Linked DNA regions of Homo sapiens: region 1 is linked to region 2. Evidence: read pairs that join two places in POLR2A ChIA-PET (ENCODE). Cell type or tissue: OCI-LY7. All regions are shown on one strand. Links, peaks and the distances in the headings refer to the core of each region. The heading gives the core; the rest is flanking DNA.

Region 1 (16,342 bases), core at 5,503-10,502, 53 kb after region 2:
CCACTACCCGCTGCTAATTTTTGTATTTTTGGTAGAGATGGGGTTTCACCATGTTGGCCAGGCTGGTCTCAAACTCCTGACCTCAAGTGATCCGCCCACCTCGGCCTCCCAAAGTGCTGGGATTATGGGTGTGAGCCACCGTTCCCAGCCCTCATTGTGGTTTTGATTTGCATTTCCCAAGTGGCGAATTGACCATTTGTATATCTTCAGAGAAATGTCTATTCACATTTCTGCCCATTTAAAAATCGGGTTGCTTGTCTTTTTGTTCTTGAGTTTCCCATTCCCTCTTGAACCCACTCCAATCAGTCTTTCCTCCTTACTATTCCAGGGTTGCTCTTATCGAGGTCACCAGTGACCTCCCAATCTGTCAAATCCAGTGGTCCATTTTCGGTCCTCAATGTATTGCCCTCACGGCAGCATTTAAGGAAGGATCACTTGTTCTCCGTGGAGCTGCTTTCCAGCTGCCATGATTTCATGGTTCTTCTCAGTCTCCTTTGTGGATCCCTCTTCATCTTCATGACCTCTAAACATTAACCTTCCTCAGGGTTCAGCCTAGACCTCTTTCCTTTGTATCTCTTCTACCCTGAACGTCCCCCTCCTTCCATTGTTCAGGCCAGGAATCTTGGTGTTGTCTTTGATCTCTCTCTTTCCCCTACTCCACCCGGCTCTGCCTTCATATATCTGGACTTGGATCCCTGCTCACAGCCTCCACTGCAGTCATCTGGACCCAAATCACTGATTTGTGAGTGGAATCCTGAAGTAGCCTACTAATTGGTCTCCCTCTTCCTGCTTCTTCTCCTACCCCTCACCATCTCTTCTGTATGAAACAGCAACCAGAGAGATCCTGTTCAAACCCATCAGATCATGTGGCAGCTCTGCTCTGCCCTCCCTTCCTTCCTTCCTTCCTTCCTTCCTTCCTTCCTTCCTCCCTTCCCTCTCTCCTCCGTTCCTCCCTTCCCTCCCTCCCTCTCTCCTCCCTCCCTCCACCAGGATTTTAAGTTTGTTATGATAATGTTCATTATGAATCTCTAAGAAGAGAATATTTTTGCAGTATTTCCCCACCTACCTCCCTTCTTTCCCTCCCTCTCTCCCTCCCTCCCTTCCTTTCATCCTTCCCTCCCTCCCTCCCTCTCTCCCTCCCTCCCTCTCTCCCTCCACCTATAGGACCTATTTTTCCCAACATATTTTTGGGAAATGCTTGAACAGACTCTTTTCTGTAATAAGTCATATTTGGGGTGATGTAGGTGGGGTGAATGTTATATAATCTGAGTCTTTTTCCTTTGACTAATAAAACATTTCAACATGTAGGGAAACTGTACATCCAAAAGGCCTGAACTTGCCCTGAGGCTATCCTTTGATAACTCATTAGGTAAGATCTGGCCAATTATTTCTTCTTCAATTTGAAAAGCGATTTTACATTTAAATATTTTTGCAGAGTTTCATTTTTATAAGCAAAGTATGGTGAAGCTTTGAAGCAGTTTCTCCCAGAGCTGTGGAAACAATTTAAGTCTGCCCTTTCTCTGCTTTTGTCTTGGTTCCCTAATGGATCTCTGGGATGTCAGCATCCTGTAGAGTCATGTAGGCAGCCATGGTCATGTTCTAGGACCAAACTTACCTCAACCTGTCAGAAGCAGCCCTGGGAGGGCAGGAGGTATTTCTGTTTTGTTCACCACTGCAGACCCAAACATATAGCACCGTGCTGTTCACATTGTAGGTGGCCTATTAATATTTGTTGAATCAACTTTTGAAGTAGCACTGTGTCCGGAATTGGTGGGTTCTTGGTCTCACTGACTTCCAAGAATGAAGCCGTGGACCCTCGCGGTGAGTGTTACAGCTCTTAAGGTGGCGCGTCTGGAGTTTGTTCCTTCTGATGTTCAGATGTGTTCGGAGTTTCTTCCTTCTGGTGAGTTCGTGGTCTCGCTGGCTCAGGAGTGAAGCTGCAGACCTTTGCGGTGAGTGCTACAGCTCTTAAGGCAGCACATCTGGAGTTGTTCGTTCCTCCTGGTGGGCTCGTGGGCTCGCTGGCTTCAGGAGTGAAGCTGCAGATCTTCGCGGTGAGTGTTACAGCTCATAAAAGCAGTGTGGACCCAAAGAGTGAGCAGTAGCAAGATTTATTGCAAAGAGCGAAAGAGCAAAGCTTCCACAGTGTGGAAGGGGACCCGAGCGGATTGCCACTGCTGGCTCTGGCAGCCTACTTTTATTCTCTTATCTGGCCCCACCCACATCCTGCTGATTGGTAGAGCCGAGTGGTCTGTTTTGACAGGGCGCTGATTGGTGTGTTTACAATCCCTGAGCTAGACACAAAGGTTCTCCATGTCCCCATCAGATTAGTTAGATACAGCGTATCGACACAAAGGTTCTCCAAGGCCCCACCAGAGTAGCTAGATATAGAGTGTCGATTGGTGCACTCACAAACCCTGAGCTAGACACAGGGTGCTGATTGGTGTGTTTACAAACCTTGAGCTAGATACAGAGTGCTGATTGGTGTATTTACAATCCCTGACCTAGACATAAAGGTTCTCCAAGGCCCCACCAGACTCAGGAGCCCAGCTGGCTTCACCCAGTGGATCCCGCACCGGGGCTGCAGGTGGAGCTGCCTGCCAGTCCCAGTGCTGTGCACCTGCACTTCTCAGCCCTTGGGTGGTCGATGGGACTGGGCGCCGTGGAGCAGGGGGCGGTGCTCATCGGGGAGGCTCGGGCTGCACAGGAACCCAGGGAGGCCGGGGAAGGCTCAGCCATGGTGGGCTGCAGTCCCAAGGACTGCCCCACGGGAAGGCAGCTAAGGCCCGACGAGAAATCGAGCTCAGCGCTGGTGGGCTGGCACTGCTGGGGGACCCAGTACGCCCTCCGTAGCCACTGGCCCGGGTGCTAAGTCCCTCATTGCCCGGGGCCGGCATGGCAGGCCGGCTGCTCCGAGTGCGGGGCCTGCCAAGCCCACGCCCACCCGGAACTCCAGCTGGCCCACAAGCTCTGCACGCAGTCCCGGTTCCCGCTCGCACCTCTCCCTCCACACCTCCCCGCAAGCTGAGGGAGTGGGCTCTGGCCTTGGCCAGCCCAGAAAGGGGCTCCCACAGTGCAGCGGTGGGCTGAAGTGCTCCTCAAGTGCCGCCAAAGTAGGAGCCCAGGCAGAGGAGGCGCCGAGAGCAAACGAGGGCTGTGAGGACTGCCAGCACACTGTCACCTCTCAGCACTAGGGAAATCTCACTTTACTTGACCCTGACTCATGGTGACTTACAATTAGGATTTGGTTTTGGTAAATTTTATTTGAATATGTGTTTGAGAATGCAGTACCAAATGGGTTTCTTAAATGGATATGGGTTTTTTTTTCTTGTAAATTTGTTTAAGTTCTTTGTAGATTCTGGATATTAATTTTGTGTGTTCTTTCTGGGCATGATGATAATTTTGTCCTCTGTAAAGCTGCTGAGATTCTGAAGGGAAATAAACATATCTTTTCCTCCTATTTCCATGATCTAAACTGAAGACAAAAATATGGGCATTCTTCAAGACAATTCTAAGCAAAAAGAACAAAGCTGGAGGCATCATGCTACCTGACTTCAAACTATACTACAAGTCTACAGTAACCAAAACAGCATGGTACTGGTACCAAAAGAGACATATAGACCAATGAAGCAGAACAGAGACCTCAGAAATAACACCACACATCTACAACCATCTGATCTTCAAAAAACCTGACAAAAATAAGCAACGGGGAAAGGATCTCCTGTTCAGTAAATGGTGCTGGGAAAACTGGTTAGCCATATGCAGAAAACTGAAACTGGACCCCTTCCTTATACCTTATGCAAAAATTAACTCAAGATGGATTAAACACTTACATGTAAAACCTAAAACCATAAAAACCCTAGAAGAAAACCTAGGCAATACCATTCAGGACATAGGCATGGGCAAAGACTTCATGACAAAAACGCCAAAAGCAATTGCAACAAAAGCCAAAATTGACAAATGGGATCTAATTAAATTGAGCTTCTGCACAGCAAAAGAAACTATCATCTGATCATCAGAGTGAATAGGCAACCTACAGAATAGGATAAAATTTTTGCAATCTACTCATCTGACAAAGGTCAGAACTTACAAGGAACTTCAACATATTTACAAGACAAAAACATATTTACAAGAAAAAAAGCCCATCAAAAAGTGGGCAAAGGATATGAACAGACACGTATCAAAAGAAGACATTTACATGGCCAACAAATGTGAAAAAAGGCTCAACGTCACTGATCATCAGAGAAATGCAAATCAAAACCACAATGAGATACCATCTCATGCCAGTTAGAATGATTATTAAAAAGTCAGGAAACAATAGATGCTGGTGAGGTTGTGGAGAAATAGGAACGCTTTTACACTGTTGGTGGGAATGTAAATTAGTTCCACTATTATGGAAGACAGTATGGTGATCCCTCAAGGACCTAGAATCAGAAATACCATTTGACCCAGCAATCCCATTACTGGATATATACCCAAAGGAATATAAATCATTCTGCTATAAAGACACATGCATACATACATTTATTGCAGCACTATTTACAATAGCAAAGACATGGAACCAACCCAAATGCCCATCAATTATAGACTGGATAAAGAAAATGTGGCACATATACACCATGGAATACTATGCAGCCATAAAAGGAATGAGATCATGTTCTTTGCAGAGACTTAGATGAAGCTGGAAGCCATCATCCTCAGCAAACTAACACAGCAACAGAAAACCAAACACCACATGTTCTCACTCATAAGTGGGAGTTGAACATTGAGAACACATGGACATAGAGAGGGGAACAACACATACCATGGCCTGTTATGGGGGTCAGGGGTGAGGGGAGGGAACTTAGAGGATGGGTCAATAGGTGGAGCAAACCACCATGGCACATGTATACCCATGTAACCTGCACGTTCTGCACATGTATCCTGCTTATTTTTTTTAGAAGAAATAAAGCCCCCCCCGCCACCAAAAAAAAAAGAATATGGTATTCTTAGAAGGATTCTTTAGGTAGTTTGAACAGTTTGTGATACACAGATTTTTTTAAAAAGATTCTACTGGGTATCTGATATGGTGGAGATAATTGAATCATGGGGGCAGTTTCTCCCATACTGTTCTCGTGGTAGTGAATAAGTCTCATGAGATCTGATGGTTTTATAAATGGGAGTTCCCCTGCACAAGCTTTCTTGCCTACTGCCATGTAAGATGTGACTTTGCTCCTCCTTTGCCTTCCACCATATTGTGAGGCCTCCCCAGCTATGTAGAACTGTGAGTCAATTAAATCTCTTTCTTTTATAAATTACCCAGTCCAAGGTGTGTCTTTATTAGCAGTGTGAGAACAGATGAATGCAGTAAACTGGTACCAGGAGTGGGGTTCTAAACCATGTGGACATATGTCCGTTGGATCTGCTGGGTCATATGGCCCAAGTGCAGAGCAGCTTGCACAAGCTAGCTGCACAAGAGAGCTAGCCTGGACCTGTTGCAGAGCCTTCTCCTGTTCTGGGCCCCACTCAAAACCAGCAGCCATTTGGGTCACTCAATAAATGGGCTGGAGTAAAACACCCAAATGAGGAATGTGTTGCCTCCAAAATCCAAATAGGCCTACTTGGCATTGTGCCTCTTTCTTGGTTGTAGGAGGGGCCAAATGTAGCAACTTATCCTTCACCTTAGAAGGAAGATCTTGACTGGCACCATGCCACTGGACCCCTAGAAATTTTACTGAGGTAGAAGTTCCCTGAATTTTAGTTAAACTTATTTCCCATCCTCTGGCATGCAAATGTCTCACCAATAAGTCCAGTGTGTTTGAAAGCCACCATTATAGGTATAAAGCAGCTTGTATAATCAGTGATGATCATTGATGAATTGTCCATGTATTCTTTTGAATTTGGAAAGATAGAATGATGTTGGCTCACAATGTAAAATGTAGCTTGATCATTTTATTTCCTAGAAATGATAAAAAGCTGTGCCATTTCTGGAAATTAGAAAAATAAAAGATTAATCATAAAAGTTCAGGATTTTTGTATTTCAGCCTGTTCTCATAAGCACAGAATGATGTGTGCCCTTTCCTATTAGATTTTCCAAGGGTGTTTCTGATTTGCAAAGTAAGAAGAATTGCCTTGTATCTAGCTAATTAACTTGGAGTACTAATGCCTGAGTATTAGTGTCTTGACTTGCTCTAATTAAGTTCAGCAAGTTCAAAGGCACCTGAAGAGGCATGGAATGGACATTTGCTTTATAGAAAGACAGTAAAACCAAAAATGAGAAAGCAAGTGGGGCTATAATTGAGACTCTGACATCAGTTCTTTTTTGGTAGTTTTTCATAGATGTCACCATAGTTACAGTCTCTGTAAATCACACATGTATTATAGTAGGGAAAATGAAGAGACTTGTTGCAAGTGAAGTAACCTAAATTTTTACAATTCTGTTGCTTTTAAAAAACATTTTGCTCCTACATATTTTATGGTTTTTCTATAAAAAAGATCATAGGACTGATATGCTAAATGTCTAGTGGCCAAATATAATGTTTATTGAAGATTTACCATGTGCCAGGCTCAGTCCTGAGTATTATCTAATTTAATTCCAAAGTAACCCTGAAGTAGTATATTTAGTAGTCTAGGCCTTCCAGAGAAACAGAACCAATAAGATATATATATATATATATATATATATATATATATATATATATATATATATATGTGTGTGTATATATATATATGTATATGTATATGTGTGTGTGTGTGTGTGTGTATAAAATATTAGATATAGTACATACATATTACAGTTGGTCATCAACTTCCATGGGTTCCACATTTGTGGATTCAACCAACTTCAGAGCTAAAATATCTAAAAAAAAAAAAAAAGTACAACAAAAAATGATACAAATAATAAACTAATAAGGTAGAACAACTATTTACATAGTATTATATTGTATTAAGTACTATAAGCGATCTGGAGATGATTTAAAGTATACGGGAAGATGTAATTGCATAGCTTATAAGCAAATGCTATGCCACTTTATATCTCAGGGACATGAGCATCTGGGGATTTTGGTACCTGCAGGGATCCTGGAACTGATCCCCCATAGATACTGAGGGAAGACCATAAAACGTAATATGCATAATACATATTATATACATAGCATATAATAAGGAACTGGCTCACGCAATTATGGAGATGAGAAGCCCAAGATCAGCAATTGGCAAGCTGCAGACCCAGGAGAGCCAATGGTATAATTTCCAGTCCAAGCCCAACTCTGAAGGCAAGAGACTACTGTCCCAGCTTGAAGGCAGTCAGAGAGAAAGAAGTCTTTCTTAGCCTTTTATTCTATTCAGACCCTCAATAGATTGGATGAGGCCAGCCCCTGCTGGGGGAGGGCAGTCTGCTTTATTTGGTCAAATGTTAATCTTATCCAGAAATGCCCGCACAGACACACTCAGGAAGAATATTTTACCAAATATCTGGGCACCCTGTGGCCCAGTCAGTTTGACACATACAATTAACTATTGCAGGTAGGTATTGTTTTTATTACTTTGTAGAAAGGAGGAAATGGAGGCATAGAATGGTTTAACAACTTGTTCAAGGTCACATGCTGGTAATGGTGGAGGCTGAACCCAAGCAAGCGCAGTCTGGCTCTTCAATTCCTCACTCTTAGTTGGTTCAGAAAATTACCTTTCAGATGAGAAAACTGAGATGATGGAGGAAGGGCAGGAAAGGGGAGAAGTGAAGGAGTCCAGTACTGGGCTAAGGACATTCAACTTGTTGGAGGCAGAGCTGGGATTTGAACCCAGGTCTTCTGACACCAGCCCTAGACCCCCAGGAGTCCTTCAGCACCAACGTGGGGTGTTCTCTGTATAATGGACATTGTGTTTGTGAAAGGAAAAAGGTTAACTTTTAGTTATACACCTGAATTATTTACTTAAGTACTCTATGCGGTAGTTATAGCTGTCTCATCTTGTCAGCATTATAATTTGTATTTGTAATATTCCAGCCCTTAAATATTCTCAGATGAGTTGGCCTGCTGGGATGAGTATGTTAATTATTTTAATAATGCTACCTTCCATTTCTAAATCATTTCAAACTTTTTAGAGTACTCTCATATGTACACATTATTTTAAAATGAATTAGCTTGACAAAGTGGCTTTACTCTGGGGTTGTAGCCTTTCGTGGTTGTGAATGGAAAAAAGGGCTTTTACTTCCTCTGAGCCAGGATTAAAAAAGAAAAAAATGAGTTATGAGAAGATGCTGGAAGAAACAGAAGTGTTTATTCAAGCAGCCTATCACTGAGAGGCAGCTCTGATGAAGATCGAAGAGCCCTGGACCGGGAGGTGTCATCGCAGAAACTGGGCATTGAAGCCAGACAGTTCTGAGTTTGAATCTTGGCTCTGCCACTTTTGAGACACATTGTGTTATCTTTCTGAACATTTATTCATTTTTAAAATGGGAATTACACTTTGTACCTTACAGGATGGTTGTGAGGATGAGAAATGTTTGTCCAGTGCATGGAATGTATATAGCAAGCCCTTGATAAATAGCAGCTGTTACAAATTCCCCCACCTCCTATTGGTGGGGCCTCCCTTTACTAGCCTGCACTGCATGTTCTAAAGACCTTTGCCCTGGCTGCTCTTTCCTACCCAGCTTGTGCATTTATAGTGACCTGACCTGACTATTTACTAGGATTCTTGTCCCCTCCAGTGGGTCAGTTGGGAAGTCAACCTGCAGCTCCAGGCTAGATGTGGATGGAGAAGCACCTGTTCCTCAGCCTGTCAATGGCCCAGACCAGATAAGGGGACCGCTTTCCTGGTTCCTGGTTTGCATTCTGGATTCTTTCTCTGAATCTGGTCTGCCTGGTTGTCCCACTACCACCTGCCTACGCCTCTCCAGCCCTGTCCAGACCACTCTCCCCTGAGCCATTCACATCCCTGTTTTTCCCAACCGTTGGTGTCAAAATGAGCAATTGTTTTTTCCTTTCTTAATTTTCTTTTGGATGAAGAGTTGTTTCACATGGATCATTTTAGAAGGAGCTATACTACTTCAAGAGAGATAGTAGACTTGGTTAATTGCATCAAATTCCTGGTCATTTCTTGGGGGAGAATTGGTTAAACTGGTGGTTTACTGACTCCATTGGCTGGTAGCCTAACTAAATTAATTGACCCATTTAATCAAAACAAGCCAAGCTGGTGACCAGTTTAGACACATACTTGATGTCCCACTCTTGGCTTTTACCCTCGTTTCTCCTTATTTTGTGCCTAGAGTATAATAGCAAAACTTGTTAGAACCCAGGTCTTGTCTTTGCTTTTGCTGGAACTGCCTCGAAAGAATCTGGCAGCTTTGGGGTATGGAAGCCAAAATTGGAGAGATGTCAGCTGTGCCCGTGGTGACAGGTGGAGGGTTGCTGCTTTCAGCAGGGGCCCTGAATACTGGGCCAGTGGTCATGCTGGCCAGCAATCCCCGGCCAAGGAGAGCAAGGATGCAGGCAGCACGTGGGCCTTCCATGCCAACGAAGAGGCAGTTCATTAAAGAGGAACCTGTGACGTCAATTATTTGACTCCTTGTCACTCTTTGGAATTGCTGTCATTTAAACTTTTTGACTAGATTCAGTTCCAAAGATCAAGGTATACGAGTCTCCACTGTTAGAAGTCTTGGAAGACTTCTTGTGGGATGAGAAGTGTTCTTCCTCTATTGACTTTTCCCCCTTTCTGCTTCTCTGTGATCAGACTGCAGGGATTTGAAGGTTTTTTTTTTTTTTTTTTTAAGGTGTAACCCTGGGACTCTCAAGCTTAGAATCTTTGTCAGCCAAGTAAACTGAATTTATTTATTTATTTATTTTCTGAGACAGAGTCTTGCTCTGTTGCATAGGCTGGAGTGCAGTGGCACGATCTCAGCTCACTGCAACCTCTGCCTCTCGGATTCAAGCAATTCTCCTGCCTCAACCTCCTGAGTAGCTAAAATTACAGATGTGTGTCACCACTCCTGGCTAATTTTTTTGTATTTTTAGTGGAGATGGGAATTTACCATGTTGGTCAGGCCCTCAGGTGATCCACCTGCCTTGGCCTCCCAAAGTGCTGGGATTACGGGTGTGAGCCACCGTGTCTGGCCTAAATTGAAATTTTTAATTGTGAAATGACCTTCTTTAACTATGGTTTTTTACCTTTTAAAATTGATACATAATATTTTACTTATTAATGGAGTACATGAGATATTTTGTTACATGCATAGGATATATACTGATCAGATCAAGGTATTTGGGGGTATCTATCACCTTGAGTATTTATCAATTCTTTTTTTTTGTTTCTGTTTTTGTTTTTGAGACTGAGTCTCGCTCTGTCGCCCAGGCTGGAGTGCAGTGGCGTGATCTCAGCTCACTGCAAGCTCCGCCTTCCGGGTTCATGCCATTCTCCTGCCTCAGCCTCCGGAGTAGCTGGGACTACAGGCGCCCACCAGCATGCCCGGCTAATTTTTTTTTTTTTTTTTTTTTTTAGTATAGACGGGGTTTCACTGTGTTAGCCAGGATGGTCTCGATCTCCTGACCTCGTGATCCGCCTGCCTTGGCCTCCCAAAGTGCTGGGATTACAGCCACCGTGCCCGGCTGAGTATTTATCAATTCTATGCATCGGGTACATTTTGAGTTCTCTCTTCTAGCTACTTATCTATAATAGTTTTGACCTCAAAACTTATCTGATGTTAAAACAGCCACATAGCTTTACTTTGGTTGGTATTTTCCGGGTATGTCTTTCCTCATCCTTTTACTTCCAACTTTTTGATATTTTTATAAATAAAAGGACAAACATCATATAGCTAGCTTATTTCTTTTAAACTATATTCTGAGAGTCTTTGCCTTTTATCTGGAACATTTAGTCTATTTACGTTGATTATCATTACGAAAATATTTGGATTTATTTTTACCATCTTATTTTATGTGACATCTTTTTGTTCCACTTTTTCTGTTTTCTTTTTGCCCCCATTTGTCTTCATTTGGATTGGTTATTTCCTCACCTATTTTGTTTCTTTTTTTTTTTTTTTTTTTTTTTTTTTGAGACGGAGTCTCGCTCTGTCGCCCAGGCTGGAGTGCAGTGGCGGGATCTCGGCTCATTGCAAGCTCCACCTCCCGGGTTCACGCCATTCTCCTGCCTCAGCCTCCCAAGTAGCTGGGACTACAGGCGCCCGCCACTACGCCCGGCTAATTTTTTGTATTTTTAGTAGAGACGGGGTTTCACCGTTTTTAGCCGGGATGGTCTCGATCTCCTGACCTCGTGATCCGCCCGCCTCGGCCTCCCAAAGTGCTGGGATTACAGGCGTGAGCCACCGCGCCCGGCCTATTTTGTTTCTTTATTAACTTAAACACTCTGTTTCTATTCTTTTAGTAGTTAACCTAGAAGCTTAAACATGTGTATTAATTTAACAAGGTCTAAAGTTAATTAATATCTTTTCCCTCATTTTATACAATATATGTAATTAGAATCCAAGTTTTCTAAGCCTGGCTTAACATGACATTATTATCCATACTTTTCTACATTGATTTCTTAAAAATTCACTAATCAGTCATTGTTTTCAACCTTTACACAATGAACATTAAATTAGATTTATCCACATTTATAGTTTTCCTTGCTTACATATTCCTTCGGGCATCTCAGACCTTCTTTTCTGAGCATATCCCTTAAAAATTCCTTTAGTGAGGGCATGCTAGTTATAAGCTCCATCCATTTTTGGATAGTGGATCCATTTTGCATAAATGTTTTAATATCACCCTTGTCCTGATAGATACTTTTACTGGATGTATTATTCTAGGTTGACAGTTCTTTTCTTTTTTTTTTATTATTATTATACTTTAAGTTTTAGAGTACATGTGCACAACGTGCAGGTTTGTTACATATGTATACATGTGCCATGTTGGTGTGCTACACCCATTAACTTGTCATTTAGCATTAGGTATATCTTCTAATGCTATCCCTCCCCCCTCCCCCTACCTCACAACAGTCCCCAGTGTGTGATGTTCCCCTTCCCGTGTCCATGTGTTCTCATTGTTCAGTTACCACCTATGAGTGAGAACATGCGGTGCTTGGTTTTTTGTCCTTGCGATAGTTTGCTGAGAATGATGGTTTCCAGCTTCATCCATGTCCCTACAAAGGACATGAACTCATCATTTTTTATGGCCGCATAGTATTCCATGGTGTATATGTGCCACATTTTCTTAATCCAGTCTATCATTGTTGGACATTTGGGTTGGTTCCAAGTCTTTGCTATTGTGAATAGTGCCGCAATAAACATATGTGTGCATGTGTCTTTATAGCAGCATGATTTATAATCCTTTGGATATATACCCAGTAATGGGATGGCTGGGTCAAATGGTATTTCTAGTTCTAGATCCCTGAGGAATCGCCACACGACTTCCACAATGGTTGAACTAGTTTACAGTCCCACCAACAGTGTAAAAATGTTCCTGTTTCTCCACATCCTCTCCAGCACCTGTTGTTTCCTGACTTTTTAATGATTGCCATTCTAACTTGTGTGAGATGGTATCTCATTGTGGTTTTGATTTGCATTTCTCTGATGGCCAGTGATGATGAGCATTTTTTCATGTGTCTTTTGGCTGCATAAATGTCGTCTTTTGAGAAGTGTCTGTTCATATCCTTTGCCCACTTTTTGATGGGGTTGTTTGTTTTTTTCTTGTAAATTTATTTGAGTTCATTGTAGATTCTGGATATTAGCCCTTTGTCAGATGAGTAGGTTGCGAAAATTTTCTCCCATTCTGTAGGTTGCCTGTTCACTCTGATGGTGGTTTCTTTTGCTGTGCAGAAGCTCTTTAATTTAATTAGATCCCGTTTGTCAATTTTGGCTTTTGTTGCCATTGCTTTTGGTGTTTTAGACATGAAGTCCTTGCCCATGCCTATGTCCTGAATGGTATTGCCTAGGTTTTCTTCTAGGGTTTTTATGGTTTTAGGTCTAACATTTAAGTCTTTAATCCATCTTGAATTAATTTTTGTATAAGGTATAAGGAAGGGATCCAGTTTCAGCTTTCTACATATGGCTAGCCAGTTTTCCCAGCACCATTTATTAAATAGGGAATCCTTTCCCCATTTCTTGTTTTTGTCAGGTTTGTCAAAGGTCAGATAGTTGTAGATATGCGGCATGATTTCTGAGGGCTCTGTTCTGTTCCATTGATCTATATCTCTGTTTTGGTACCAGTACCATGCTGTTTTGGTTACTGTAGCCTTGTAGTATAGTTTGAAGTCAGGTAGCATGATGCCTCCAGCTTTGTTCTTTTGGCTTAGGATTGACTTGGCAATGCGGGCTCTTTTTTGGTTCCATATGAACTTTAAAGTAGTTTTTTCCAATTCTGTGAAGAAAGTCATTGGTAGCTGACAGTTATTTTCTCTCAACTCTTTGAAGATGTATTTTTCCTTCCATTTTTGATGCTGAAAAGTTAGCTCAATCTTTGTCAGTGATCTGTCTTTTCACTCTGACTGCTTTTATACTCTTCTTGATTTTGCTTTCTTCAGTTTCACTAAATGTTGAAAATTTTAATGTCTAGATACTGATTTTATTTATTCTGCTTGGCATTTATCATGCTTCTTTAATCTGAGAATTCATGCCTTAATACTTAAAAATTGTTAGTCCTTATTTGTTTGAATATTGCCTCTATCCAATTTCCATATTTTTTTCCTTCTGGAAATCTGGCTAGACGTGTGTTAAACTTCACTCTGTCCCCCATATCACTGACTCCATATCACTTCTTTCATGTATTTTAACTTTTGTCTCTCTGTGCTGCACTCTGGGTAATTTCTTTAGGTCCATCTTATGGTCCATAAATTATGTCCTTGGCTATGTCTGATATATGCTACTTATCTGTTTTCTGTTTTCATTATTATATTTTATATTTCAGAAATTCTTTGTAGCTTTTCAAAATGATTTGCTTAATTTGCTTAATTATCTTTTCCATAATTTGTGTAATCCTGTTTTATTTCTTTATGCATATTAAACTTATTTTATATTCTATATCTGATCATTGTAATATTTCCAGTTTTCTGATGACTTTCATTTAGAGTGATTCGTTTACTCTTATTTTTTAAAGAGACAGGGTCTTGTTATGTTGCCCAGGCTAGTCTTGAACTCCTGGGCTGAAGGGACCCTCCTGCCTTGGCCTCCCACAGTGGTGCGATTACAGGCATGAGCCACCATGCTTGGCCCATTTGCTCTTCTTTTTAGTGATTTTTTTTTTTTGTTATAAACCTATTTCCTTAAAACTTTATCTGTGGGGATTGTTAGAGCCCTGTGTTTAAAGTGACTTTCTCCAGAGAGGACACATTTGAATTTATTCCAGCCATGGCACAGTGCCCACCAAGGGGTGGTTTAATCACATCTTTAGCTCAAGTTGTTATCATTCTTCCAACTCACACTACTAGTGTGAATCTGGTCCTAAACCCAAATGAATGGGGCTTTTGGTTAGAGATTTTCAGGGAGACTTTTTCAAAGTACTTGATTTTTTTTGGTGCCCCAAATAGATTTTAACTCACTAATAGCCAGATAGTTTTCTCCTTTTTGGTGCCATGAGCCCCTTTGGCAGTCTGGCGAAGCTCTTGGGTCCTTCTCAGAATGAAAGTTGTATTTATGGAATTGAAAAAAAAAACAAATATATTGAAATACAGCTTTATTCACAGACCCTTGAAGAGGCACCCAGAATATTAACCTGTGTGACACATTTAAATTACATCTCTAATCTTGATGGAGAAAAAGTGGTTTATGATAGGACTCATTTCCTCAATTTCTTAAATGAGGAAATGGAGCTGGCACCAGTGAGCTCTACAAAGGCTCTACTGCAGTCTTCTCATCTGTATTTGAAAAGTATCTCTGCCATGATAACCACATGTTACCTTGGAAAGGAATCTCCTGAGTTTTTAGTTTTGTACCCATAGGGTTTCCAGTAAAATATTAAATTAGACAAGATCTGCACTACCTGGGTTATTGAACTTATATGTGAATGATGATCTCAGAAAACAAAAAGAAGGGAAAATAAATGGGATCAGTTTTTCTTTCAAAGCTATGATTTATTTCTTTATTAAACTGTCACAATAGAATGAAATATTATTTATTCATTGTTCTTTTCGGTAGCTATGGGAACATTGAACTGCTTCAAATCACTGGAAACAATCCAATTGAACATCCTTAGAAGACTGATTAATTATGTTATATCTATATAATAAAATCCTATGCAGCTATATTAAAAAGAATAGAGATAGATATGCTCTTATAGAATGAACTCTAAGATATGTCATTAAGTGGAAAAGGAAAAGTGTACATTGTGTGTTTTCACTTGTAAAAATCTGTCCATTCATAAAGCATGTGATATTTCTGGAAAGAGGCACTGGTAATTGGTGTCAGCGATTGCTTCTGGAAAGAAACTTGAGATCTGGGGGAAGATGGGAGGAGAGACTTACTTTTCATTGTGTGTCTATTTGCATTGTTTGAATGTTTTGCCATGTGGATGTATTAGCTCTAATTAATTCATTAAAGATGAACTGTCCTTGCTTTTAGCAGCTATTGAAATGAAATGAAAGCATATAAAGAATATGTACTAATTAAGCCTGTCAAGTTATATATTTCGCTAACGAATACACTACTCTGCAAAAAAGAGAGAAATTCTCAACAACTAGGGCTGCTCCAAATAAGACCAACCAGTATTTGAGTTCAGGGATGAAGACGGGTGGCCCCCGGTTCAGGTGTTCCTTATTGGAGGGTCTTCCTGCAGTTGCTGTCTTCCTTACACCACATATCCACTGCTTTATAGCTCTCTGTACTCTCTTCTGCTCCTCTCCTTGGTCTTAAACTTCTGGAGGCATGTTCCTCACACACTACCTGGCACAGAGCAGGTCTACAGTAAATGGAGGAAGAATGAGTCACTCTTGAGCCTGCCAGGAGTGAAGTCCAGGGATGCAGAAATAGTAGGAGGCCCCATGTTTTCCCACAATGGAGAGCGCAGCACAGTTAGGCCCCCAGGTCCCAGTGGCTCTCAGTTGGATGAGGGACCAAGGGCAGGGCCATGGTGAGGAAGCGAAACCAAGAAGGACTGAGTCTGATGAGGGCACCATTCTTTGATATCCCTAATTTATCCCAAACCTCTGTTGTGGGGGTGGCTGCTGGGAGAGGAGACAAAGCCAGCAGAACAGTGGGAGTAGTAGGTGGGAGAGAATCAGAGAGAAGTTGGATAACAGCAGTTGTTCAGTGGAATTTCACAGTGCCTTTCAAGAATGAAATTCAATTTATATTTAGAATTTGACTTGAATCCAGAAGAAACAGACAAGCTGGCTAATATCAAGACACTGTATGAAATAATTTGTGTCGGTTATTGAAAGG
Region 2 (16,342 bases), core at 3,403-8,402:
ATATCAAGTCCTTGGTCGTTTTTGTGAACTGCTTATGAGATGTTTGCTTTGGGATGATGTTCATTTGTTCAGCCATCTGTAATATGTGAAACTGGCTTTCATGTGTTGTTCTTGTTCAGCCTGATGTTGGGTGATTTCCTCGGATCAGTTTTGAATTTCTGATTTCCCTTCTGACCTTTGTACCTTGAGCCTTCTGAACCTCCCTGACTTTCCTTGGCTCCTCTTTCAGACCGCCAGAGCCTGATTTAGAGGACTTCTCATCCACATTGTTTGGGTTTAGCCCTGGTGTCCTCTTTCTTTTTCCTTTCAGTGTGGTGGTCATGGGGATACGGGGCTGGGAAAGATGCTTTGATTACAATGATGGTAAAAATAATTAAAAGTTGATGTTCCTCCCCAGAGTCCTCTCCGTCTTTCTCCATCTCATCCGAGCGACTCGTTGCTTCCTCTATGCTTTTTGGATGCACTTTCTGCTGTCCCCCTTTATGACCAGCTTCCCGTGGTCCAGCCCACCTGCGGATTCACAGTCCACCTCTGAGCTCCATGGTTTTCTGTGGGTTTGCCACTGATTCAATTCCATGACTCAGTGGAAGGGTTAAACACTGGGTTCCCTGTGTGTAACTCTTACCTCCTATCTGCTCTCATTTGTTCTCTGATTTCCACTGGAGGCAGTTTCACCCCAGGGTAGGTGAGTCCTGGGCCTAATGCAGGGCATCCTAAGGGGTTTGTGGGAAGAAGTGGTGTCAAGAGGGAGGCAGGAGAATGAATGACAATTTCTGGGGCCTTTGACTTTCTGCAAACAACCTAGTTTGGAACTTTTTCTGAGGAGTCGCTGCGGTTTGGTGTTGCCACTCATTGTAGAATGCGTCCGACCCTGAGATGTCTGAGATCTTACTCAAAGTGCTGGCTTGCTACAGTCCCATCATTTACATGGCTGCTCTCCCTTGTTGTTTAAGGAAGGCTAAGCCAGACATTTGTCTTGGTTGAAAAATGGGCAAACATAGATTTGTTTCTGGAAAATTCTGTAGCAATTGTTCAGCACCTTCCTGTCCTGGAGACTCTGCAGTGTGTTCCCAGTCTACTTCCACCCACCCCACCCCAGCCTCTTTTGCTTGAATATTCTAAAGGAATCAGAGTTCCTTCTCTTTTCCACATAAAGAAAAGGCTGTTGTCATCTTCACTGCCCTCCATTAGACTCCTAACTTCCATCTCCGTCTTCCGTCTTGCTTCCAGTCAGTAAGCTCTGTTTTGGATGCGGGAGGTTGGTGTGGGAAGGAAGTTTCTTTGTAGTACTGAGTACTGACACCCTGTATTCTCTTTGGCCATCCAGGCTCCAGGCAAAATGGTAGAGCTCAAATTTGACTTCACTCTCTTTTTAACTACTGAGCTTCCATTCAGTTCATGTCAGTAAACATTTACTGTGTGCCTGTTATGTACAGGGATAGTGCTCATCTGTTCACGGGCAGCTACTCAATGTGACTGTCTGGGTCTCAGTTCTCTCATCTGGAAAATGGGGACAACAATAGTTCCAATCTCATTGGGTTCTTGTGAGGATTACACGAGTTAAAGCATCTAAAGTGTTTCAAACAGTGCTTGGTATACAGTAGGCGCTCAGTGAATGCTACCTGCTGTTTTAAAATGGCAGAAACGATGGAATGTTTACTCTGTCTAGGTGCTGTGCAGGGGCAGGGGATACAGAGGTGAATAAGGACGAGGCAGTTTGTAGAAGCTCCTCAAGAAGAGGGCGATCAAGGCCCTTGCCCTCTGTGCTGTGTGATCAGAGCTAATGAGGGAATAGTTAATTCTGGGGGCATGGGGGCCTTGAAGGATGAGGTGGGGTTGGCAGTGTTGATGGTGGCATTTCTGGCAGAGGAAAAGTAAAGGGTTCTTTGTGGTCAGAGCACAGGGCGCTGTGGGGAGGAGTCCTCAGCACCCTGTCTGCATGCTGGGGCTTCCCCAGGCCCTCCTCTGCCGGCTGAAGGGCTCTGAGCGGCTGTGTGCTTCTCCCTCCAACTTATTAGTTCCTGATTTACCTTCATTTGCCTATTGCCTGTTACAATACCCAGCACAGAACAGGAATTTCTTAAATTTTCAGTCTCTACACTCCTGTTCCTCCTGCTTGGCTGTTTCTGTTAGATTTTAGAATACTGTCTCATTTAAATAATTCACAGTAAGTTGTGAATGACTGCTTTATTAAGGGAATATATTTGCATGTTGATAGAAGGTTTTGCTGATACCAAAGAATTTCTTCTGATTACGTGATCAATTTTAGCATCAGTGACGTATGGTGATAAGAAGAATGTATATTCTGTTGTTTTGGGGTGGAGAGTTCTGTGGATATCTATCAGGTCCGCTTGATCCAGAGCTGAGTTCAGGTCCTGAATACTTCTGTTAATTTTCTGTCTTGATGATCTAATATCGTCAGTGGGGTGTTAAAGTCCCCCACTATTATTGTGTGTGAGTCTAAGTCTCTTTGCAGGTCTCAAAGAACTTTGTAGGTCTCTAAGAATTTTATGAATCTGGGTACCACTGCATTGGGCGCATATGTATTTAGAATACTTAGCTCTTCTTGATGAATCGATACCAAAGAATTTCTAATTTAGAACAGTGTGTGGGGAGATAGTTTTGACCTGGGACGTCCTCCTTGCCGCTCCCCAAACTCTTTGTACACATCATCAACTTGCAGTCGAGTCTAGAACAGGTTCAAGCTCATTTGTTCATTCATTCATTCCTTTATTCAGTATGTTTTGAATGCCTCAATATTCTGAGGTAACAGTAATGAACAAAAACAAGGCCTGTTCTCACAGGGATTAGAGAGAATGGGGCTTGTTTTTGTTCGTTACCGTTACCTCAGAATATTGAGCCCAGTGCCGTCCAAACTTGACTGTGCTTACCAGTCACGTGAAGATCTCGTTGAAATGTGGATTCTGATTCAGCAGGTCTGAAATAAGGCTTGAGAGTCTGCATTGTTAACAAGCACTTGAGTAATACTGACGATGCAAGTTTGTGGACCCCATTTTGAGAAATAAGTGGCAATAAGCAAATACCTGTAGGTCGGGTGATGGTAAGCTCTATGGAGCAAAATAAATCAGGGTAGGGGATAGTGCCTTCACACATGAACTTGTCTAGATGGAGTGGTGAGAGGAGGCCTTTCTGAGGAGATGGCCTTGAGTAGACCTGACAGTGAAAATCTGGGGGAAGAATATTCCAGGCTGTGGGAAAAGCAAGTGCAAAGGCCTTGAGCAGAGATTGTGCTTGCGTTGTTTGAGGAAGAGCAGGAATGCCAATGTAGAATTGAATGAGCAAAGGGAGAGTAGTGAGAAATGATGTTGAAGAGAGAGATGGGGCTGGATCCTATAGGACTTACTGGCCATGGTGATGACTGGGTACTTTAGTTGGAGTGAGATGGTCAGCCATTGGAGCATCCAAACAAGAGGTGACATAATCTGACTTAAGTTTTAAAAGAATCACCTTGGTTGTTGTGGAGAGAAAAGTCTGTAAGGTCAAGTATGGAAGCCAGGAGATCAGGAAGGAAGCTGTTATTGAAATCAATCTGCAGATGAAGATGGCTTAGAGAGGGTGGTAGCAGAAGTGGTTAGATTTTGGATGTCTCTTGAAGATAGAGCTAGTAGAATTATCTGGTGGATTAAAAGGGTAGGAGAGAAAGAGAGGAATTGATACGGCTCCAAGGTCTTTGGCTCAAGCAACTGGGAAGATGAAGTTGCCATTAATTGAGACAGCAGTTCAGGTTTGGGGTAAGAAAATAAGAGTTCATTTGGGGGTATGTAAAGCTTGAAATGTTTATTCAAGTGGAGATGTCAGGTTGCCAGTTGAACAAAGTAGTCTGGAATTCTAGGGCGATAACAGGTCCTAAGGCATACATTTTGGAGCCATCAGCATGGAAGCGAATAAGAAACCTAGAAAGTGAGTATGGAGAAGAGAGAGGGAGATCTGAGCAAGGAGCCTGGGATTACTGCAGCATTCAGGGGTTCAGGGTGAAGGGGACCAGCAAGAGATAGAGAAGAAAACAATGAGGCAGTAGGAAGAGAAGAAAGTGTATATGGTGTCCTGGGTGCTAAGAGAAGAAAGCAATCAAGGAGGAGGGCGTGATTGGCTTGGACAGATGCTGCTGAGAGTGGAGTTAGATAGGCACTAGCAATGCACGTTGAGTTTGGAGGTGTGAAGGTGGTTAGTGGCTCTGAGAGTGATGGGGATAAAACTCTAACTGCAGATGGTTCAAGAGAGAAAGGAAAAAGAGGCATTGGAGGCAACACATAAGACAATTCTTATGAAGTTTTTTCTCTAGAGAAAAGCAGAGTCATGGGGGAGGTGGGCCAAGGGAGGGTTAAGATGAGGTCTAATTATATGTGTTCACACTTTCTCATTTTTAAACATGAAAGACATATGACCAGAGTGTTTGATTTGGTGTTTTTCCCCCAAATGTAGATGGCCCAATAAAATATATTTTGACTTTTTACTCTGAGTATGATTAGTACTTCAAAGATTCTTACAAGATGTCCCAAATCTTGCCTCCCATCTCATCCTTCCCATCCCCACAAAGTAAAGAAAATGATCTTGGGGCCAGAGCACAGGGCACTGTAGGGAGGAGTCCCTGGCACCCTCTCCCTGCCCTGGGACTTCCCCTGGCCCTCCTCGGGGGACTGAAGGGCTCTGAGGGGCTGGGATACTGCAGCATTTGGGGGTTCAGGGAGAAGGGGGACAAGCAAGAGACAGAGAAAATAAAATAAGGAGGTAGGAAAAGAAGAAAGTGTATTAAATATTAAAAGTACAGTGTTACTTGTACTTGGAAAAGTACAGTGTTACTGTACTTTTAACACTGGCATAAAATAAGTTAGATATCCCTTTGCTGACCCACATCCTTCCGTCAAACTGACCACCACCATGGAAACTTCAGGATCCTGAAATTCTGATGACGACCAGAGAATCTCTCAGAAGCTTACTTAGCTCAAGTCTCAAATTACTGGAATATGATCTGAGAATATTCAAAATGAATGTGCACACTTCCCTTTTTATTTTCATTAACCTTCAAGCCCATATTGTGGTTTTCTTTCTTTCTTTTTTTTTTTTTAAAGACAAACAAAAACTCCACTCTTCCCCAGACAAAAATGAATAGTTGGAATGACCTTAAAACATTTTCGTTGCTTGACAACATATTAGAGGGGATTTCTAAACACACAGAGGGACACATTATTCTGGGTCACGGGATGGCAGCCATGGATGGTGACTCTCTTTGGGGACTTCAGGACCAAAGGAGCAGTTAGCAATCTGGGTGTTGTAAATGTCAGTTTTAGGAGCTGGCAGGAAGGTGGCAACTGAGTCATATTAATTCAGCAGTGTTTATCAAGCACCCAGCATGTGTCAGGCCCTCCACTAGATGCTGGGGGTATAGTGAGAACAGGCTAGGCCTGGACCCTGCTCTCAGGCAGCCCGTGGTCCAGGACAAGAAACTCTCACTCGGGCAGGTGTGGTGGCAGGTGGGTAAAGTACTTCCATGAATTGGGTCAGGTTGGGGGATGTGGCAGGACAGCAAGTGCCTGCGTTGCTCAAAGAGGCAGCTACTGCTTAGTGGCAGCCTGCATGGGACCGAGGCTCAGGGTGCCATAGTTCTGACTTCTCAAGAAAAGGCAGATCTTTATTTAGAATCTTTTTGTTTTCAAATATCACCAATTAGTTCAGATTTCTAAAATGTCATGCAGTACAAAGAGAACACACTCATCAGCCACCATCTTTTTCTTCTTTTTTTAAAGTCAAGTTTATTAAGGTGTAATTTACATACAGTGAAATTCATCCTTTGTAGGTGTGCTGCATGATGAGTTTTGACAAAAGTGTGCAATCATGCGTCCACCACCACAATCCAGATACAGAACATTTCTGTCACCTCAAAAAGTTCCCTCCTGCCCCTTGCAGTTAATCCACTCCCCCAACACACCCAGTCCCTGGAAACTACCCATGTATTTTCCATCCCTGTAGTTTTGCCTTTCCCAGAAGGTCGTAGAAATGGAATTGTACTGTATATAACATTTTGCATTTGGCTTCTTTCACTTAGCATAATGCTCTTGAAAATCATCTGTGTCATTGCATCGATCACTAATTCTGTTCTTTTTATTGCAGAATAGTATTCCATTGCACCACAGTTTGCTTATGCATTCAGCAGTTGATGGACATGTGGGTTGTTTCCAGTTTATGACATGGAAGTCTTTCTGTGGGCAGTTTTCATTCCTTTTGGGTAAATGCCTAGGGGTGGGATTGCTTGGTCATGTGTTAGGGACGTATTTCATCTTATAAGAAACTGCCAAACTGTTTTTCAAAGTAGCTGTACAGTTTTGCATTCTCATTAGCAATGTATGAGAGTTCTAGTTGTTCCTCTGTATCCTCACTGGCATTTGGTATTGTCAGCTTTGTTTTTCCTTTTAATTTAGATGTCAGCCATTCTAATAGCTGTTTAGTGGTATCTCATTCATTTTAGTTTACATTTCTCTAATCACTAATAATTTTATTGTTGCATATCTTTTCATGTTCTTACTTGCCATCTATATCTCTACTTTGAAGTCTGTTAAGTTATTTTGCCCATTTAAAAATTGGATTGTTTTCTTTTTACTGAGTTTTGAGCTTTTCTTTATATAGTCTGGATACAAGTCTTTTTATCAGATAGGTGTTTTGCAACTGTGTTCTCCCGGTCTGTGGCTTGTCTTTTCATTTTATTAACAGCGTTTTTTTTGTTTTTTGTTTTTTTTTTTTAAAAGGAGAGAAGTTTTAAATTTAGATTAACTCTATCAACTTTTCAATTTAAGATTTGTGCTTTTTGTGTCCTAGCATAGAAATTGCCTAATGTGTGCCAAGGTCACAAATATCTATGATTTCTTCTAGAAGTTTTGTATTTTTATTTTTACTTTTAGGTCTGTGATCCATTTCATGTTTGTGTATGGTGCAAAGTAAGAATCAAGGTTAATTTTTTTATATGGATATTTAATTGTTCTAGCACCACTTATTGAAAAGACTATCCTTGGTCCATTGACTTATCTTGGCACCATATATGTCTGGGTTTATTTCTAGTCTGTTCTATTGTACTTCTCTCCATATGCCAGTACAACACTGTCTTGATTTCTCTAGTTCAGGGTTTCTTAACGTCAGCACTATTAACATTTTGGGTTCAACGGTTCTTTGTTGTGGTTGCCTGTCCTGTGCATTAGAAGTTTAGCAATATTTCTGACTGCCTGGTAGATGTCAGTAACTCCCCTCACTCTTAGTTGTGACAACCAAAAATGTTTCCAGACATTGCTAAATGTCCCCCTAGGGAGTAAAATTGACCGTGATTGAGTTTCACTGCTTTAGTTCTGTAGTAAGTCTTGAAGTCAGATAGTGTGAGTATTCTTTATTCTTTTAAAAAATCTTTTTGGCTATTCTAGGTCTTATGCTTTCTATACAGATTTTAGTATCTTCTTGTTAATTTCTATTTAAAAAGCCTGCTGGATTTTTGGTTGGAATTTCTTTGAATCTAGACCATTTAGAGATCTCTATCTTAACAGTGTTTTTTTTTTTAATCCGTGAACATATCTCTCTCCATTTACTTAGGTATTCTTTCTTTTCTCTCATCAATGTTTTATAGTTTTCCACATACAAATTTGTACATACATTTTTCATGTTTTTCAGTGCTTTGGCATATAGTAATAGAAAAATTTCTTTGTTAGTGTATGGAAATATAATTTTAAAAACCTTATATCATATGACCCTCCTAAACTCATTTTAGTTCTAGTAGCTTTTTATAGAATCTTTGAGATTTTTCTAAATAGGAAATAATGTTATCTGTGAATAAAGACACTTTTCATTCTTTCAAATCTGTAAGGCTTTTATTTATTTTTCTTGCCTTATTGCACTGGCTAGAACTTCTAGTACTTTGCTGAATAGAAATAGGGAGAGTGGACATCCTTGCCTTGATCCTGGCATTGGAGGGAAATATCAGTCTTTCTCTAGAGTATGATGTTGGCTATAGTTTTGATTTTGTTTCACAGAGGCCCTTTATCAGGCTGAGGAAATTCCCTTCTCTAGCAAATTTGCTGTGAATTTTTATCATGACTGGTTATCAGATTTTGGCAAATGCTTTCTCTTTGTCTATTGAGATGATCACAGGGTTTATCTTTAGTTTGTAAAAAGACAACTTTTTACAAACTAAAGAAATTCCTGGCCAGATGTGGTGGCTCATGCCTGTAATCCCAGCACTTTGGGAGGCCAAGGCAGGAGGATCACCTAATGTCAGAAGTTCGAAACCAGCCTGGCCAACATGGTGAAACCCTGTCTCTACTAAAAACACAAAAAAATTAGCTGGGTATGGTGGTGGGTGCCTGTAATCCCAGCCACTCAGGAGGCTGAGGCAGGAGAATCGCTTGCACCTGGGAGGCAGAGGTTGCAGTGAGCTGAGATCATGCCACTGCACTCCAGCCTGGGTGACAAGAGCAAGACTCCATCTCAAAAGAAATTTCTAACAACGGCCAGGCCATTGTTAGGAATTTTTAGTTTCATGTTCATGAGGGGTATTGGTCTGTAGTTTTGTTTTGCTAAAAGGTGTCTGGTTTTGTTAGAAGGGTAGTGCTGGTCTATAAAATAATAGGGGCCAGATGCGGTGGCTCAATCCTGTAATCCCAACACTTTGGGAGCCCAAGGAGGGTGGATCACTTGAGGTCAGGAGTTCGAGACCATCCTGGTTAATGTGATGAAACCCCGTCTCTACTAAAAATACAAAAATTAGCCAGGTATGGTGGTGCACACCTATAGTCCCAGCTACTTGGGAGGCTGAAGCATGAGAATTGTTGGAACCCAGGAGGTGGAGGTTGCAGTGAGTCGGGATTGTGCCACTGCACTCCAGCCTGGGTGACATAGCAAGACTCTGTCTCAAAAATAAAAGATAAATAAAATAAAATAAAATGAGAGAGAAGTATTCCCACTTCTGCTTTATGGACGTGTTTGTGCAGAACAATTTCTCTTTTAAGGCCCGTGAGCTTACAGATGATATTGAAGATCCCTCAAGGATTTCTTTAGTAAAATAAAAAGTATCAGGTACCTCTAGTTCATTTTCTCATTCTCTCTCTCTTTATTTTATTTTATTTTTTTGAGATGGAGTCTGATTCTGTTGTCCAGGCTGGAGTGCAGTGGCACAGTCTCGGCTCACTGCAATCTCCACGTCCCAGGTTCAAGCAATTCTCCTGCCTCAGCCTCCCAAGTAGCTGGGACTACAGGCACGCACCACTGCACCTGGCTAATTTTTGTATTTTTAGTAGAGATGGGGTTTCACCATGTTGGCCAGTCTGGTCTCGAACTCCTAACCTCAAGTAATCTGCCAGTCTCGGCCTCCCAAAGTGCTGGGATTATAGGCATGAACTATCATTCCTGGCCCATTTTCTCATTCTGAAAGCTACCAGCAGACACTACTTTGGTTTAAGGTCTAGGGAAAACAGCCTGGGTGAGGGAAAATTGCATTGGTTGCATTCAGGAGACTGAGGTCACCCCTGGCTGTTACCAAATCATTTCACTTTTCAGGGCTTTCGTTTTCTCATCTGTGGATAACAGCCTCAAGATCTTCCCTTCTTCCCCCATCCCCCGTCTGTGTCTTTACAAGCCATAAGCAGATGTTTTGGTGGAGTTCTACCATCTGCATTTCCTGCTTCTTCCTACATTAGCAGCCAAGCCCAGCCAACGATTTTCATTCTGAAAAGGGAAGAGTTTTCCCACAGTTTGCTGTCATAGTTCCAGTGTGAGGCCCAGATAAATATAGGCCTATCTTCAATCTTCATTGGATTTTAAAAAATTATGAAAGTAATATATATTTTATTAAATTCAAGCAATACTCAGGTAGATGCAGTAAAATGCAAAAGGCCCTCTTTGCCTTGTGTATTAGTCCACTCTCACGCTACTATAAAGAACTGCCCGAGACTGAGTAATTTAGAAAGGGAAGAAGTTTAGTTGACTCACAGTTCCGCATGGCTGGGGAGGCCTCAGGAAAGTTACAATCATGGCAGAAGGGGAAACAAACACATTCTTCTTCATATGATGGCAGGAAAGAGAAGTGCCGAGTGAAGTGGGGAGAATAAAACCATCAGATCTTGTGAGAACTCACTATCAGAAGAATAGCGTAGGGGTAACTGCCCCCATGATTCAGTTACCTCCTACTGAGTCCCTTCCACAATGCATGGGGATTATGGGAACTACAATTCAAGGTGTGATTTGGGTGGAGACACAGCCAAACCATATCACCTTGCTATTCTCTAGAGTCATGCTGTCAGTCAAGTGTGATGGATCCTTCCAGACCTCTTCATACAAATATTTATATCCATAGACGTAGCCTCAACTTAATTTTTTTTTAAGATATAAAAGGTATAATATTCAGCAACTTGCTTTTCCCGTTAACACTATATCATGACCCTCTTTCCATGCTAACTAAATTGTGTCATGAGAGAACTTGAACTTCTGTTAGAAACAGGGAAAGACCTTTTATTATAAAAGAGAATAAATAGCTTTAACAACACAGGTCAGATTCAAACCTAGAGTTAAAATATCTCCTTAGACGGTTCTGCCCATTTTCCTTTACTCCCTGGCTTCCTTCTCTAGACGATACTTCTGCAGACATTTAAGAAAAATCATGGGCCCTTTTAAACACCACATAGAATGGGGATAAATTCATGTTATAACCAATCCTAGATATAAATAAGGCCAAGTAGCTTCCTCAACATAGGCCAAGGTCGCTGCTGCACCTGCCTCCTGTTCACTCAGACGTGGCTTTGCCCAAGTGTCCTAACCACAAGAGGTGAATTCGATTTAGATTGAGATTTATATATGTTAAATCTATTCTTAGCTAGAAATAAAATCTCCTGACGTCAGACACACAAAATGGTTTTGGTATTTATGCAGTTCAAGTAAATGGGGAAGCCTAGAATACTTCTAACTTCAGTCTTTCCACATGAAATATGGAATGAAGTATCTAGAATGAAACTGGGACTCCCAGACCTGTCTGCCTACCTCTGTCCCTAGTAATGAATGCCGTTCCCCTGTCACTTGCCTTTTTATTTACCAGGTGTCAACAGCAAACCCAAGAAGGCTGAAGAAAAATGGGAAGTGTGAGAAGAAAATGTGTTGAAATTGACAGTGTGGCTTATAAGTTCTTGTTGAAAAGGGATGAATAAAAATATCTCTAGATTTGTATCCTTCATTGTCCGTTAAGAAGTCTTTGTTTTGAAAAGAATGGGAGGATCAGTCTTTGGAGCATTATTTTGAACATAATTAAGCTGGGTGAAAGTGTATTAAAAAATCAGCATCCTAGAACTGTCTTTGGCAGTTTCCTGTTATTATCTTATTAATACTGGAGATGAACGTATGAATCAAGCTGGTGAACCCTACGGAAACTGAACCTTTTTTTCCAGTTGGATGGGGAATATTTCTCTAGTCTCTAGTCCAGCAATAAACACATTTTAAACAAGTGTTTTCCATTCTTGTGACCAATGTAATATCTTTTCTTTTCCCTGCAGAGACAACAGTCTCCAGAGTTTGGTACAACAGTTCACGGTTGTCGAAGCTTTCAGTTTCTTTTCCTATTTGAATCTCACACTACTCTAAGAGAGGGTTGAGAAAGTGATTTGCTAAAGGTCACACATTGGTCCAGGGATTTGCACATTATTCTGTGATTCAGGGGACAGATCACCTAGCTACACAACTAAAACTAGCTCCAGTATGGGGCCTCAGGCCATGGGGGAATCCCAGGTGACATATTCGTAATAGGAATGAAATATAACCAGGCCACGTGGATGCTATAATTAATTGATAGAAATAACAGCTAATACTTTTGAGCATTTACTGTTTGTATCAGTTCATTTGATTCTCATACCAACCCTATGAAGTAGGTTCTGCAATTATCCCCATGTTTCAGAAGAGAGAACTGAGGCACAGAATAACTTAACAGTAACTGGTTCAGTGTCTCCCAGTTAACTGGCAGAGTAGAGATTGGAACCCAGGCAGTTCGATTCCAGAGCCCACACTCTGCTTCATGATATTGCCCTCCAGGATATTAAGAGGCTAAGGTTACTGGCTGTGCATCTCCTGGGCCCAGTGCCTCTTCTTCCTATGGCCCAGTTCATCCTTCTGCCTCTTTCTGGAGACTGGCTTTTTCTGCTTCCCCATAGCTTCTTGGTTCCCCTGACAATAAACCTTGCACGGGGCTTTTCACTTGCTGTGGTGCTCACTGCAGCCAGAGTGGGCAAGCCTCTTTAGTTTAAACGCCCACCATCAAGACTCTGCCCCAGTTCCACATTCCCATGAGGGAGAATCAAGCTGCTGCAATCTGGCCAATGGAATTAGGGAAACTACCTCTCATCCATTCAGCAGAGGCCAGAGGAGAAGGGGCACATGGTATAAAAATGCCTTCTTAGCCTGATCCCCCTTTCACCATGGCCTTGGTAGAGGTCAGTTTTAAATGTCAGTTTGGAGGGCAAACTTCTGAACATTTGTCTCCTCCTTCGTAGCAGTAAAAGACAACTTCACATGTTGGTAAGCTTGTTCTATGGAAGATAACAATGACAGGTGGCCTGCTTGATAGTGTTGGCCAATTTTCCTTGTATAAATACTCCCACCATGGCTGATTTCAAGCTACTAACATGATAATGGAGTTGGGAAGTGATGCCTCAACTGGCTCAGCTCTGATGTGACCTGGCCCTGGCACACCAATGCTCCTATCCATATATGGGCTAGAGGAAGGGAAGCTTCCACAGTAGGTGCACGATGTCTCCAAGGACTTTGAAACCTAGGCTTCACAGGCCAGTCAACTAGTTGCATTTGTAATTATGTAAAAGGGAATAAGATTTCAAGGTAGAGAGGATGGGAGTCAGATTTGCTGCGTGGTCTAAAACAGCTTCAAATACTGTGTATAGTCCCAATGGTACAACCTAGTAGGCACTCAGCGATGCTTTATAAAAAATTGCAATTTCCTTTGATTATGGTGTCTCACTTGTGACATATAATTAACCCTTTCACTGAATTTAAGACGTCAGACCTAATTTTCTTGAATGAGCATTGGTTTGGTTTTCTGGCACGGAAAGGTGAAATTTTTCTTTGCTTCCAGATGTCAGCAGCTCCTCCTCCTTTGCTGTCATCATGTCATCATGTTTCAAACCTAGGGATGCGGAGTCCACGTGGTACCCTAGTAGATGTCTTTTAGTTGGATACACATTATTAGTCTCAATTGGAGGCTTTTATTTATGATCATAAGGCCATCTCTCAGTTCATGTAATTATGCTAAAAGCCAAGACAGTCATGTGACTGCCACTTCCGACGGCGTGTCTGGTGCTTTAACAGATCTCAAGGCCTGTCTGATTGGCTCTTTTCATTTGCACATCTGAGAAGGAGACTGGGAGTCTTGGCTTCAGTGTGCTGCTTAAGATGCTGCCGACATTCCCCATCTTTCCTCCTGATGTGATGATGTTGCTAACCTTGGCCAGCTCTCACAACGGGTCGTGTTGGTCACTGGGAGATGCAGGGAGGAAGTGTCAACAGTGTGGATCTCTCACCCTCCTTAGACATGGAACTCCCAGTGTCCTACTGATGGAAGGTCAGTGTCTTTACCTATAAAAATAGCACAATTAATTTATTCTTTTAATTTCCCATGGGGCATAGCAAGAGAAAAATTTTTACAAGATTCTTCTTTCACATTTTATTGAAGATTTGTCCTAGTTTGTGAATATGTAGACTTCTGAATAAGAAGACTAACATTTATGAGACAGCTATTATTGTGTTAGTCACTGGATCAAGGGTTTAATCTTATTGAGTCCCCATGACGATGACACTGTCAGATAGTTCTTGCCCATTTTGCTTGGAGGAAGTTGAGATTGAGAGAACATGTAAAAACCAACTGGCCTAAGGGCACATTGCTTGTAAGTAGTGGAGCTGGGATTTGAAACTAGATCTGATTACAATGTAAATATATTATCAGTTATACAGTGCAGTCCTTCCCTGCCCACCCAACATTTTATGAAGTTGTCAAACACACGGAAAAGTAGAAAGAACAATATAGTAAACACCCCTATATCTACCATCTAAATGGTGCAATTAACATTTTGCTTTATCATATATCTGTCTGTCCCACTATCCATCAATTCATCTTATTTTTGATGTATTCAGAGTAAGTTGCAGACATCAGTACATGTCACCCCTAAATACTTTCGCATACATGTCATTGATTAGGGTTCAGTATTTGTTTATGACTCTTTTTCTGAGGTAAATTTTACATACAATGAAATACAAAACTCTTGAGTACATTTTCTTGAGTTTTTACAAATGTATACACCTGTGTATCCCAAATCCCTGTCAAGATATAGCATGTGACCATGACCCCAAAAAGTAAGTTTTCTTTTGCCCTTCTGCAGACATTCCCATCTCTTCTCACTCGCCCCACCCAATCCAAGCAACCATGGTTTGATTTTGTTTTTCACCATAGTTTAGTTTTTATATCACGCAGTTAAAAAACAACCAGATTGCCAGTTTTCTTTGTTCTGCAGCAAAAGATAAAAGTGAGTATCTATCCTGCGTGTCTTGAACTCCCGGGCTCAAGTGATCTGCCTGTCTCAGCTTCCCAAAGTGCTGGGATTACAGGTGTGAGCCACTGGGCCTAGCTGCTGATTGCATTTCTGAACACTTTCATAATTCTGACAATTTTCTGTCTTTGCTGCCTTATTTCAGACCCTCCCTCCTTTTGGTCCACGTTCTTACCAAAGCTGCATCTCCTAATTGTCCCCTGTCTCTAGTCTTGTCCCCCTTTAAACCAGCCTCGTCCTCCAGCCAGAGATTCTTATAAAATATAAATCGGCCCAAACCTTTTGTCGGCTCTTCATAACTCAGTTTGACTTCATTGCTTAGCAATCTGGGTCCTTTATGAATGAACCACCTCCAACTCACACCTGCCGCTATAGCGAGGCTTGCAGTTTCCCCAGAGCCCTTTGCGCCCTTTACATTTTATTCTTTCTGCCTGGGAAGCCCTTCCCAGCCTTGTCTGCATGATTACCATCTACACTTCTTCAAGACTCAACTCAGGTGTTAGGCCTGCAGGCAGCCTTCCCTGGCATGCACTCTGCCCTCTGCCTTAGGAGTTAGATGCCGTCTTCTCTGCTTCTGTCTCCTGGGCCATCCTTGAGGTCTCCTGGCCCGTCTCCTTCATCAGACTGTGAACTCGTCAGAGCAGTGGTTCTCAAAAGGTAATCCCGGGTACAATGGGGTCCTGGAAACCCCTTCACAACTGTGATCAATGTGTTAAAAACTATTTTGGTTATAAGTGAGGACACACACGGTTATTAGCCATGTCTACTAGAAGAAACAATGAGCTAAGTACCTAGTGGGACAACTTGCTTAGAGAAAGAGGGAGGAAGATACTATAAAGTCAAGCCAGCACTAAGGAACAACCGAGGCATGTTGCCTCCCGGGCATAGAAGACAATGTTCAGGAAGAAGAGCAGGAAGCAGTGCTACTTATACCGTGTAAAGGTGGGATAAGTGTGGAGTCAGTTTAAGGTCTAGGGTACGAAGGTGTGCAGACAACCCCGAAAACTTGAGAGCCGCTCTCTTAAAAGCTGGGATTATGTTTTATTTGTCTTAGCACAGGGTCTTGCACATACATAGTAGATACAGGATAATTGTGTATATAAAGGAAGGAAGAGAATCTCCTGGTATGTTCTCACAGTACCTCTGAAAACCTGTTGTGTTATTCCTGCTCTTTAAACCTTTTTGACCATTCTGCCTACAAATATGCATGGATAGCACAGCACTAGCGGTGGGATGGAGTACAGGCATCACAAGCCAGGTACTAACTTCTCTCCACAGATGGGTTTTCAAAAATTAAACACTTGTGGCTGGGCGCAATGGCTCACACCTGTAATCCCAGCACTTTGAGAGGCTGAGGCCAGAGGATCGCTTGAGCCCTGAAATTTGAAAGCAGCCTCGGCAACATGGTGAGGCCCCCTCTCTACCAAAAACTAAACAAAACAAAACAAAAATTAGCTTGGTGTGGTGGTGTGCACCTATAGTCCTAGCTACTAGGGAGGATGAGGTGGGAGGATCACTTGAGCCCAGGAGGCAGAGGCTGCAGTGATCTGAGATCATGCCACTACACCCCAGCCTGGACAACAGAGCCAGATCCTAACTCATAAATAATAAATAAATAAATAAATAAATAAATAAACAAACAATAAACAATAAACACTTGTCAAACAAAATGAAACATCACTTAAAAATCAAGAGCTTTTCCATAAAGAAAAGTCAGGATTTCTAGGTTCCCTTGAAATAGTCAGAAGTTTAACCAT

What was found. Peaks named below come from ENCODE experiments on the same cell type or tissue, not always from the same donor. Only the 100,000 strongest peaks of a DNase experiment are listed, where the experiment ranks them.
Region 1: POLR2A ChIA-PET joins it to region 2 with 6 read pairs; 7 of 35 experiments call an interaction of 5 or more read pairs at or near these places.

Annotation. Positions count from the first base shown.
Region 1 is chr11:33,429,122-33,445,463 of GRCh38, forward strand. All of the region lies in intron 1 of KIAA1549L (KIAA1549 like), which reads left to right. Among named protein-coding and RNA genes, the nearest start is that of KIAA1549L, 61 kb to the left of the region's middle. In OCI-LY7, for the core only: no CTCF peak of the experiment used is centred there; no DNase peak of the experiment used is centred there.
Region 2 is chr11:33,378,201-33,394,542 of GRCh38, forward strand. The region is part of intron 1 of KIAA1549L (KIAA1549 like); the gene reads left to right. Among named protein-coding and RNA genes, the nearest start is that of KIAA1549L, 10 kb to the left of the region's middle. In OCI-LY7, for the core only: CTCF peaks have their summits at 5,343, 5,544 and 7,200; DNase peaks (open chromatin) are centred at 5,015, 5,421, 5,841 and 7,266; H3K4me3 peaks cover 4,293 bases; H3K27ac peaks cover 5,000 bases.